Linked DNA regions of Homo sapiens: region 2 is linked to region 1. A link is a contact called in ENCODE Hi-C or POLR2A ChIA-PET data. All regions are on one chromosome and are shown on one strand. The core of a region is the stretch at or near the end of the contact, and the rest is flanking DNA. Distances in the headings are between cores, read along the strand shown. Region 1 has its middle 100 kb from the start of MDFIC. Region 2 has its middle 19 kb from the start of MDFIC.

Region 1 (6,576 bases), core at 1,228-3,727:
ACCAAACACCGCATGTTCTCACTCGTAAGTGGAGTTGAACGATGAGAACACATGGGCACAGGGAGGGGGAACATCACACACCGGGGCCTGTTGGGAGTTGGGGGCTCGGGGAGGGATAGCACTGGGAGAAATACCTAATGTAAATGATGAGTTGATGGTTGCAGCAAACCAACATGGCACATGTACACCTATGTAACAAACCTGCACATTGTGCACATGTACCCCAGAACTTAAAGTATAATAAAAAAGCAATTTTTTGTTTGTTTGTTTGTTTGTTTTTTGAGACTGAGTTTCACTCTTGTTGCCCAGACTGTAGTGCAATGGTGGGATCTCGGCTCCCTGCAACCTCTGCCTCCCGGGTTCAAGTGATTCTCCTGCCCCAGCCTCCCGAGTAGCTGAGATCACAGGTATGTGCCACCACACGTGGTTAATTTTCTATTTTGTTTTTAGTAGAGGTTGGGTTTCTCCATGTTTGTCAGGCTGGTCTCGAACTTCTGACCTCAGGGGATCCACCTGCTTCGGCCTCCCAAATTGCTGGGATTACAGAAATGAGCCACCGCACCTGGCCGAGGAATGGTTTTTAACTTGTGGTTCATAGATAAAATAAAAGTAGTCCTTGAACTTACATCAGGAAAAAATTACCCTTCATTTTTGCTAACCCCCAACTGAAATTTAGCATTTACTTACTTAATGAACGTAAGCAATAAATAGCAATAATAGTATAGGTATCTATAATTTTGTCAACAGATATATTTTTATATCACATTACAGTTGCAGATATCTCAAAATATTGTTTACCTTCATTATAGTTCAAAATTATGGTATTTATGGGACCCATATCTTGATAATGATATTTAATATAATAATAAACACATTTATTACTACATTAGAAAAAATAATAATTGGATTCTTCAACATTCTGTATTATTTTATGCCATTAAAAACCTTATTCTGAGGAAGCATCTATAACTTTCACCAGATTGGCAAACGACTCCACAGCACACAGAATAAACCAAGAAACCTTAGAGTTCTTAGAGTTCAGGAAGGTGAGATGATTTGTTCAAGTTCATATAACTGGTAAGTGGCAGTGGTAGAACCAGAATCCAAGTCAGGCCTCCTTATATAGCCTTGTTGCTCTTCATGGCCAAATTTAAGGAAGAAGGAGATATACACACACACACACACACACACACACACGATAGTAGAAATGGTGTTTCCCGTAGTTGTGTAGCATGATGGCCTTGACCAATACCCATGTTTATCTTTTTTTTCTACATACCTGCTGCATAAATCTCGAAATACCCATCCACACAGAAAGAATAGTAACTACTCCACAACTACCCCCATCACACTAGTATGTGAGTCAGTAAGCATTGCTCACCCTAGCCACATGGGTTGAGTCATGACAGAATATGAGGATTAAAAAATTATCACACTTGGTGAAAGCATCTGTCTCTCTGGATGAAAGTTATAGCTCTTGGTTGCAATTTCTTAACTGTTTGGGTCACTGAAGATTTCATGGTCCATGCTCTTGTTGATGTCCTGTCCAAATTTCCTGGGTGTAATTAATTTCTGTTGATCTCTGTTCCCGCAGTTGTTTCACTTAGATACAACATTCTTAATTTAGGCTTCTAAATTATTTTATGACATTTATTTGCATAGTTAAACAGTTGGCATGCTTCAGTGTAGATTTCTATTTTAGCATGTAGACAGTTTTGAAAATATGAACTCTTATTTGCTACAACTCTTGTAGGAAACTACAACAGTTGAGTCCATAATAATGTTTATACATTATTATATACTCAACCAATATAAATATTATATATAACAGTATATAATAATATACTCAACTGTTGTAGGAAATGCACGAGTTCATATTTTCTAAAAGTACTCTACATGTAGAAAAGCAAATTAATAACTAGGGGACAGTTACAAAATACTAAGTAAACATATGTATGCTCACATATGTGCATATATTTATTTCTGAATACTAAATGATAAAACTGAGGCTTGGACCTGAACTATTCAATTCCAAGATATAATACCTGCATCACCCTTCAGCACACATATATGATGGCATAAGCACTAAGCCATATATAAATAGATGTGTGTGTGAGAAGGTGGGAAAGAACAAGCTTGCACATCAGAAAATGATTTAAAAGATTATCTTAATTATAACTGTGAATGCATATTTTCCCCTAACAGTAATGCATTCACTTATTCTTTGAAGAACGTTTCAGCATAGAAGGGCTAGACCCTTTGGTAGACAAACGACTAGCAAATCTGCCCACGGCCTCTGTCTATAATCACAACAGTCTGATTTTAAAAGGGAAAACTCTTTCACTATATAGCTAACAGAAATAGAAAAGCTAAAGGAGCCAGTTGGACATCTGGCCAGGCAAGGACAGATACTATTCCTGGCATATAGTATAAAGGGTGTCTTGAGAGGATGAGTCTTCTAATGACTTGGCATAAATGAAGTTCCTTGGCCTATTTCCAGCTTTTTCCTTGCACAACCTCAGCATGTGTTTGTGCATTCCTGGTGTTAAAGTCAGCCTTTCCTTCTAGGGTACCGCCCTTTTCCTACCTTACAGACTAATATAGCTCACTAAAAGGCACCAAAACAGTTGGTTGGCTGCAACTATACCTGTTACACAGTAGATATTTCTCCCTTTGTACCTCTTAACTGCCATTCTTTCCATATGCCATTTCTTCAGCCGGGAGTAATTCCTGTAGATCATTACATAGTTGCTCTTCCCTCCTCTTCCAGCCTCCTGTCCTGGGTTTGCTTTTAGCCAAGGAAACCCTAAATAGGATAGGGAATCATTCTCTGCATGTTTTGATATCCTTTTCATTCACTCCAGCCATCCCCACTCCCAGGTTAGAGGGCTGACTCAGCCATCCCCACCTATATGTCAGCACACTCTCACGGAGTGTTCTTCATGTGTAAGTTATGGTGACACCTCAAATTCCCTCAGCTCTCTGTCCTCAGGGCACTTACAATTTAATTAGGTAGATAGCACACATGTTCACAAAAAGTTAGCTAGCAACACCACAAGATCATTTCAAATAAATATGAAAAGAGTGGTGGCGGCTGGCCGCGGTGGCTCACTCCTGTAATCCCAGCACTTTGGGAGGCCGAGGCGGGTGGATCACTAGAGGTCAGGAGTTCGAGACCAGCCTGGCCAACGTGGTGAAACCCTGTCTCTACTAAACAAAAATTAGCCAGGCATGGTGGTGGGCGCCTGTAATCCCAGCTACTGCGGGGGCCGAGGGAGGAGAATCACTTAAACTCAGGAGGTGGAGGTTGCAAAAAGCCGAGAAGATTGTGCCACTCCGCTCATGCCTGGGCAACAGTGCGACTCCGTCTCAAAAAAAAAAAAAAAAAAAAAAGTGGTGGCAAAAATAGATGCCACATGAGTTGAAAGGATCACTGTGAGTTGGAGTTAATTGGGAAGTAGTCATGAAAAATTTGAAATTATTTGCAGCTAGAAATTCTAGGTCTACATAGGATAGAATAACCCCACCAGTATTAAAAGACACTAAACATATCTAATAATGACACAAATATAGAGACTGTGTTTATAAGGGTATTAAGATGTCACTAAACATTAAAAAAATGAATATCATCAGCTATTGAAGAACCCTTTTATTTGGGAAGAGGAAAGTTATGTTTGTTTAGAACTGGACTACCTTTGTCTCAGAAGCCTTTCCTTGGCTAGAAACTGCCACTTCAGGATACACTCTGTGTGTTGTTCTGTACTCAGGAACTTTTACCCTATACATACTGTCAGCTTCAAAGATGAGGAAGATGTAAACTAAGAGAATGTTAAAAATAGTCTTCATAAGAATGTCTTCTCTGTCTAATGCCTTAGGTTTGCTGAGTTTGCCTTTTTTTCTTATAAGGAAAGGAGAAGCAAAGAAGTAGAGAAAAGGAGAAAAAATGAACTTTTAAGTAGGTGGTGAGAAAAACCACACCGATAAAAATTATAAACAATACTGCATGGTCTCTTACGGAATGGGCTCTTTGAATACCCAGTGAGGCATGTTTACCAGAAGAAGAAAGATCGAGTTGGCTGGCGCCTCTTAAATGTGCATACTCAAGAGTTCGGGACACACATATGCTTTTGTGTGTGTTTTCTCACAGGACACTTTCAGCCGCCAATCTTTTTCTAATCTCACTTGTCTTTTCAAATTGAGGAAGGTATGGGATTTCTGTAGAGGACATAGATATGTAAAGGTCCATTAGGAAGTTATCTGATATTTAAATGCAAAAAAATGCAATTAAAGTCCTACTACCCTTTTTATAGTTTGTTTTCTTTATTTGAAGCAGTCAGGAATTAAAAACAACTGAAACCATTTTTTAAAACCTTTCAAGAAGTTCATTCTTGGATTAAGCCCAAACATACAGTCAGTAAGCCAAAAATGGACTATTTTCACAAAGAGTTGAGTGATGGAAAGCAGAAGCTGTCATGGAAAGTGTTATGTGAATATTCTCATTAAATTAAAAAAAAAGTTGGCTCTGGGCTGGAAGTAGTCATTTCTTTACCTTTTAAAAACTCTAGCAAATTATTTCCCTTTGGAGGATGATCATTTGAGCTAATTTGCCTGCATTCCAAATATTATGGGCCTTGTGACAGTACACATTTTTTTTTTTTTTTAACAAGTTTCTCCCTTGGTCTGTGGGCAGATTCTGGGCATGTCTCAATAAAAAGTCAAGGCTGTTCAAATTCTGAATGTAGTGACTGTCTCATTGATTTTGATTGACAGGATTTTGTACTGCATAATTTACTTAGTAATGTAAATTGTGAATATAGTTCATATATGCTTCCTTTAGCTCCCACTAAAATATTGTAGTAAGATATATTTTAACATGGACTATCCACACATTATTTTAACAATTTTTGAAAACTATAAAGCAGAGGTTCTGAAAGTGTAGATTCTCAGCTAGCAGCTGCAGCCTCACCTGGGAACTTGTTAGCAATGCAAATTCTCAGTCCCCATCACAGGTTTACCTAATCAGAATCTCTGAGAGTGGTGCCCAGCAATTTGTGGTTTAACAAGCTATCCGGGTGACTTGGATGAGCTAAACTTTGAACACCAATGCTATAGAGTGTAAGAGTTGCAGGTACAATGGACCCAAAGTAGAAATATTTGCTACTCTAAAAAGAAGCCCAAAAATCTTAATTTTTTTATTCTTCAAATCTGTTAGAACACAATTTTATAACATGCCATCCTATAACATAATGGACTTAGCCTTTGTTTATGCATTCAACATAATCTAAGTAGTTACAGATTTCTTAATGCTCGTCATCTGAAATATTTAATATAGAGATGACTCTGATATGCCATATATTAGTAATCTTCCAGATGATAATTTTGGATGCAATGAAATCCAGAGAAAAATTTAGTTCTGCCCGTAAAGCTCTAAGAAGATCCCTGTTAACTTTAGCATTTGAGAAATATTCCAAAAGTGAAGATTAGTAGTAATATCACAATGATTGAAAATTACGGGATTATTTAACACTTGAAAATAGTCTTCATTCTGTCATTCACAATTCTCTTCACATAACTTAGAGAAAAGTATCTGAGAAATACTATCAGATAATATTTATATTCTGACTAAAATAAATATATACAAAGCCCTTACAATCATTATTGACACATGTCATTTTATTATGCTGAAACTCCAATTTTCTTGGCAAACTTCCTTTTATCTCTGTTACCAAAAGGAAGACAAAGGCAAGTTGTATTGCACAATATAAAGTTTTAGCTAAAGAGATGGATAATATAAACTCCAAACCCGGTTCTGCCGTTGACAGTGTGTAAATGTGAACAAGGTACTTAGCTGCTCTGGGCCTCTGTTGTCTCAGTTATAAAATGAACAGGTTGGATTAGATCTCCAAATCCTGCTTCAATTAGCTGTTATAGTATAACAAACAATTATAAACATAATGGCTTAAAGCAGTAATAATTTATTATTTCTCAATTTATTACTTCTACAAGTAATGTGGATGGTTCTGCACCTTGGGTTAGGCTTGGGCAATGTCAGCAGGACTAACTGTAATAAGATAGCAGGGTGGCTGGAAGCTGACCAGTCTTGGATAGGCTCCATGTGGTCTCCCATCCTGCATAGCCTGGGCTTTTCTCATGCTCATGGTAGGGTTCCAAGAGAACAAGTAGAAGCATGCAGTCTCTGAAAGCAGAACAGGCATAACAATATGGCTGCCACATTCCGTTGGCCAAAACAAGTCACAAGCCAAATTTAAAAGGTGGGGAAACAAGACTCCACCTTTGATGGGAGGCACTGCAAAGTCACATTGCAAGAGGTATAGCTACAGGAAGAATTGGGCTGCTCTGGCAATCAATCAACCCTTCTAACTTAAAATACTGTGAAATAGCAGGAAATATGTTCAATATAATTTTACCGAATGCTCAGTATGGAGCGTTCCAGGAATACAGGGATATTTAGGAAAATTAAAGAAGCAGAAAGGATGTAACATATTTGTGAAAATAGAATACTCACTATGGTGTGTTTCAGGTATACAGAGATATTTAGGAAAATGGAAGATGCAG
Region 2 (6,009 bases), core at 627-3,126, 82 kb after region 1:
GTGATTTTCTCAAGAGAAAGACAATCAACAGAGACTGTATTAGTTTCCTGTTGCTGCATAACAAATTATACAAATTTAACCACATGAAACAATATATATTCATTATTTCTTAGTTCCTATGCCCAGGAAACTAGGCACAGCTTAACTAAATCCTCAGTTCAGAGTTACAAGGATATAATCAAGGTGTTCAGCTGTGCCGAGTTCTCATCTAGAAGCTTTACTGGGGAAGAACCTGTTTCTCTAGCTCATTCCAATTGTTTGCAGAATTTATTTGTATGACTGTGGGCCTGTTAAGCTGTCCTTTTGTTGCTATACCTAAGACTGGGTAATTTATAAAGAAAAGAGGTTTAACTGGCTTACAGTTCTGCAGGCTGTGCAAGAAGCATGGTGCTGTCATCTGCTTCTGGTGAGGGCCTCAGGAAGCTCCCAATTATGGTGGAAGGTGAAGAGGGAGCAGGTATATCACATGGAGGTAGCAGGAGCAAGAGTGAGAGTGGTGGGGGGTGCCACACACTTTTTAATAACCAGATCTTACAAGAACTCACTATCACAAGAACAGCAACAAGCTATGAGGGATCTGTCCCATGACCCACACACCTCCCACCAGGTCCCACCTCCAACATTGGCAATTACATTTTAACATGAGATTTGGGGGAACAAATATCCAAACTGTATCAGAGGGCTCCAACTTTTTACTAACTATCAACAGGAGGCCACTCTCAATTCCTAGAGGCTTCTAACAGTTCTTGGAGGCCACCTGCCACTCCTTGCCACATGGGCTTATACAGTATAGCTTTTTACTTCATCAATAATTTATAGAATTATAAAGAGAAATAAATCAATCTATCATCACAGTAGAATATTGGATCTGGTATTTGAATTTACCCTACTTATGAGAAATTAGCCAACTACTGTTTCATGGATGCTGACTGAAAATACAAGGCTCTTGGGTCAGAAAAAAAGGAATTATTTTTCATGGCAAGCAGCATAAGCATTAGCATACTTCTATCAGTTCTCTTTGCCCCCAAGTCTCATGAGGGAAACAGGATGGGCTCAGATGGGTGCATAATGTATCTCAGAAATTCAGACTGGGGAAGCCACTGCTTTTATTACAAGCAGTAGGTGAGTACGCAGCTTTTCTGGAGGCTGGGGGATGGCACTTTTTCTCTCAATGCTATCAGTGACATTAACAACCCCCAAAAATGGCCCAGGTAAAAGAAGGATCAGAGCTTTGCAGTATTGGCACACCCAGCAAAATACATAGGAATGCAAGAGGTCCAAGGAGAACTGTATCTCACAAAAGATATTTTTAGCACCACCTTCTCAGAAATTTATAGAAAAAACTACACAAAATATCAGTAAACACACAGAAGATCTGAAAAATATTATAAAATTTGAACGAACTGATATTTACAATACAAAATATTAAGTATAGCACTCATGGTATGTTTACTAAGAGCATTTGCAGGGCAGTTAAGCAAATCACAATATATTTAAAAGAAATTAAATTATGCAAGGTATATTCTCTGAGCGGAGTAAAATCAAGTTAGAAATTTGCAACAATAAGGTATTTTACTAGTCAGGGTTCTCTAGAGGGACAGGACTAATAGAATAGATGTAGATATGAAGGGGAGTTTATTAAGGAGTATTGACTCACACAGACATAAAGTGAAGTCCCACAATAGGCCATCTGCAAGCTGAGGAGCAAGGAAGACAGTCTGAGTCCCAAAACCTCAAAAGTAGAAAAGCCAACAGTGCAGCCTTCAGTCTGTGGCCAAAGGCTCCAGAGCCCCTGGAAAACCACTGGTGTAAGTCCAAGATTCAAAAAGCTGAAGAACTTGGAGACTGATGTTCAAGGCATGAATCATCCAGTGAGGGAGAAAGATTGAGGCCAGAAGACTCAGCCAGTCTAGTTCTTCCACATTCCTCTGTCTGCTTTTATCTTAGCTGTGCTGGCAGCTGATTAGATGGTGCCCACCCAGATTGAGGGTGGGTCTGCCTCTCTCAGTCTAGTGACTCAAATGTTAATCCCCTTTGGCAACACCCTCACAGACACGCCTAGGAACAATATTTTGCATTCTTCAATCCAATGAAGTTGACACTCAATATTAGCCATCACAGATACCCAGGAAAACCTTGAACATTTGTAAAATAACAACTCACTGATAAATAATTCATGGGTCTTAGAAGACATTGCAATGAAAATTAGATAATATTTTTAACAGTGATATTGAAAATACAATATGTCAAACTTGGTGATACAGAGCTAAAGCAGTGTTTAGGGGGAAAATAATGGCTTTAAATATTTCTATGTGAGAAGAAGAAAGTTCCAAATCAATGATGCACCTTAAGAACCTAGAAACAGTAGAGCAAATTAAACCCATTATGCATAGAAAAAAAAAGAAAAATATAGAGTAGAAATCAATGAAATAGACCAGCAACCAAGAAAATTTTAGAATTAAAAAGTGGATTCTTTAAAAGGAACAATAAAATTGATAAGCCCCTACTAGACAGAACAAGAAAATACAGAAAGATAGAGAGTGTGGGTAATATCAAGAACAAGTGATGGATTATCATGGCATATCCTATGCATATTAAAAGAGTAACAGGAGAATGTTAACGATAACATTGTGCCAAAAATTTTAACTTCTTGAAATACAGTTTACCAAAACTGACACCAGATAAAACAGAAAATCTGTGATCTCAGTGCAGGCAAAATTTTCTTAGAAAAGACATACAAATATACAATAACACTTCAATAGAGTTTTTGAATAAAATGCAGACTTGGGAAGTAGATTCTTGGTACTATATTTGTTTTCTAACCATAGAGCTTTAAATACATGCATTAAGAAAACTCTAGAGAATATCACAGAAAGGTTATGATGATTAAACACACTATGGAAGGAAGCTTCTGATATGGTTCCCAATGATCCCCACCACTTACTATTTACCCCCTCATGCGATCTACTCTTCTTTAGGGTAGGCTACACCTAGTCACCTGCTTCAAACCAACAAATATGACAAAAGTGATGAGATATCACTTGTGTCTTCAGGTGTCTTCTCCCTTGCTCACACTCTTTCTGGCACTCTCTTGCCCACTTTCTCACTTGCTCTGATGAAGCTACGTGTCACGTTGTGATATTTTATAGAGAGGTACATATAGCAAGAAATTGCATGAGGCCTGTAGTCAATAACTTATGAAAAACTGGCACCTTAGTCCAACTATGCATAAGAAAGCATTATGTCAACAATCTCATAGGTGAGTGTATTAGTCAGGATTCCCTGGAGGGACAGAACTAATAGGATATATATATCCTATTAGTATCTATCTATATATATATCCTATGCTTTTATATATATATCCTATATCTATCTATATATATATCCCCTATATATATACATAAACTCCCATACATATATATATATATGTATATATGTATTAACTTACACAATCGCAAGTTTCCACAATAGGCTATCTGCAAGCTTGAAGAGCAAGGAGAGACAGTCTGAGTCTTAAAACGGAAATACTTAGAGTCTGATGTTTCAGGGCATGAAGCATCCAGCATGAGAGAAAGATGTAGGCTGGGAGGCTAGGCCAGTCTAATCTTTTCATATTTCTGCCAGCTTTAAATTCGCTGGCAGCTGATCAGATTGTGCCCACAGGATGAAGGGTGGGTCTGCCTTCCCCAGCCCACTGACTCAAATGTTAATCTCCTTTGGCAACGACCTCAGAGACACACCCTAGGTCAATACTTTGCATACTTTAATCCAATCAAGTTGACATTCAGTATTAACCATCACAAGTCCACCCCTTTCTCTTTCTTTTTTTTTTTTTTTTTTGAGATGGTGTCTTGCTCTTGTCACCCAGGTTGGAGTGCAAATGGTGCGATCTTGGCTCACTGCAACCTCCGCCTCCCTGGTTCAAGTAATTCTCCTGCCTCAGCCTCCTGAGTAGCTAGGATTACAGGTGCCAGCCACCACACCCAGCTAATTTTTGTATTTTTAGCAGAGGCAGGGTTTCCCCATGTTGGCAAGGCTGGTCTCGAACTCTTGACCTCAGGTGATTCTTCCGCCTCGGCTTCCCAAAATGCTGGGATTACAAGCATGAGCCACTGTGCCTGGGCAAGTCCACCCCTTTTCAACTTGAACCCATACACAACTCCTGAGATCACATATAATCTTCAAATAAAGACAATAATGTCATAATTATGCCTAACATAATACAACTGTCCTTTGTACAACCAGAAATGGACCAATCCCCAACCCAAATGCTATTACATAAAGTTAACAATATTTAAATGCTGATATGAAGTCAATAAATCTTATGTCACATGATAAAGGAAAAGAAAATAAAATGAAGATATTTTCTTAGTACAAGTGTATACATGGACAAACATATTTTTAACAAAAGAAGGTGGAAATACTCATGACAGTTACAGTCCTTGGTTCTGCCGCTGGTCACGTGGTCATCGTTGGTATTGATGACTACCTTCTTTTACTACCCATTCTGTATTCCCTTTGCCTTTAGCAAGCACCTCAGCAGATCACGTTTTTTTTTTTCCTGGTGGAGTGACCCAAACCTTCAATCCTCAGGGGTCTGGACCATTTGTAGTCCTTCCTCGATTGCGCTATTGTAGTTTCCCATTGACCTTAATCATAGGACATGGTAATACTAAGAGATGCCCTAATGGATCTCCTGTATTCCATGTATACTCTTCCTTATCTTCGTTATGGAGTAGTAGACTGATTTCATCTTGATAGTCCGGGTCAATCACCCCAGCCAACACTGTAACTCCCTTCTTAGTCTGTTGACTTAAACGTAGGAGGAGCCCAAAGTGTCCGGGTGGCCATCTTAACTTCCAGTTTAATGAAATCGTTGTTGTGTCTCTTGGTGGCAGCGTTCCTCCCTCTGGAGCTTAGACCTCTAGGCCAGCAGAACGTAATGTTGTGGGAATAGAAAGCAAAAATTTTGCTAGTGGATCACTAGGGATGATGGTGAGTGGTTCCACTTCCACTTCCACTCCTTAATTCCTAGATCCATTAATCCTGGCTATGAGAGAAACAGTACCATATATTGGATGCTGATTCAGAGCATACACGGCCTTCTGGAGAACTTTGCCCCAGCCCTGCAAAGTATTGTCACCTAGTTGGCATTATAATTGTGATTTCAAAAGGTCTTTCCTCTGTTCTACCAATCCAGCTGCTTCAGGGTGATGGGGAACATGGTAAGACCAGTGAATTCCATAAGCATGAGCCCACTGCTGCACTTCTTTAGCCATAAAATGAGTGCCTTGGTCAGAGCCAGTGCTGTGTGGAATACCATGACTGTGGATAAGACATTCTATGAGTCCATGGATGGTAGTCTTGGCAGAAGCATTGCGTTCAGGATAGGCAAACCCACATCCAGAGTAGTAAGTGTCTATTCAAGTGAGGACAAACTTCTGCCCTTTCCATGTTGGAAGAGGTCCAGTACAATCAACCTGCCACCAGGTAGCTGGCTGATCACCCTGAGGAATGGTGCCATATCGAGGGCTCAGTGTTGGTCTTTGCTGCTGACAAATTGGGCACTCAGCAGTGGCTGTAGCCAGGTCAGCCTTGGTGAGTGGAAGTCCATGTTGCTGAGCCCATGTGCAACCTCCATCCCTGCCATCATGGCCACTTTGTTCATGGGCCCACTGGGCAATGACAGGGGTGGCTAGGGAAACAGGCCGACTGGTGTCCACAGATCAGGCCATTCTATCCACTTGATTATTAAAATTCTCCTCTGCTGAGGCACTCGTTGGTGAGCACTCACATGGGATATAAATATCTTCACAGTTTTTGACCACTCAGAGAGGTCCATTCTTATACCTCTTCTCCAAATTTCTTTGTCACCACCTTGCGATTGTGTAAGTTAATACTTAATAAACTCCCATATATAGATATATAGATATATCTATATATGGGAGTTTATTATATAATATATATATAAATGCTGATACTCTGGCTACTGCTATCACTGTGATTAAT

What was found. Hi-C counts contacts between places; a loop is a spot of excess contacts on that map. ChIA-PET counts read pairs that join two places held with the same protein, here RNA polymerase II (POLR2A). Pooled maps may share reads with other maps.
Region 2: a loop to region 1 is called in a pooled map, with 4 times the contacts of the local background. The contact joins two enhancer-like sites. A Hi-C loop is called at or near these places in 7 of 50 pooled maps. POLR2A ChIA-PET finds 5 or more read pairs at or near these places in 2 of 52 experiments (activated CD4-positive, alpha-beta T cell and activated naive CD4-positive, alpha-beta T cell).

The regions. Positions count from the first base shown.
Region 1 is chr7:114,817,319-114,823,894 of GRCh38, forward strand. No RefSeq gene overlaps it. Among named protein-coding and RNA genes, the nearest start is that of MDFIC, 100 kb to the right of the region's middle. RefSeq lists enhancers at 5,940-6,472, 6,424-6,576. Within about 2 kb of position 2,478, at least 6 of the 41 ENCODE cell types and tissues checked have a DNase peak (open chromatin) inside an H3K27ac peak, as active enhancers do.
Region 2 is chr7:114,900,080-114,906,088 of GRCh38, forward strand. No RefSeq gene overlaps it. Among named protein-coding and RNA genes, the nearest start is that of MDFIC, 19 kb to the right of the region's middle. Within about 2 kb of position 1,877, at least 2 of the 41 ENCODE cell types and tissues checked have a DNase peak (open chromatin) inside an H3K27ac peak, as active enhancers do.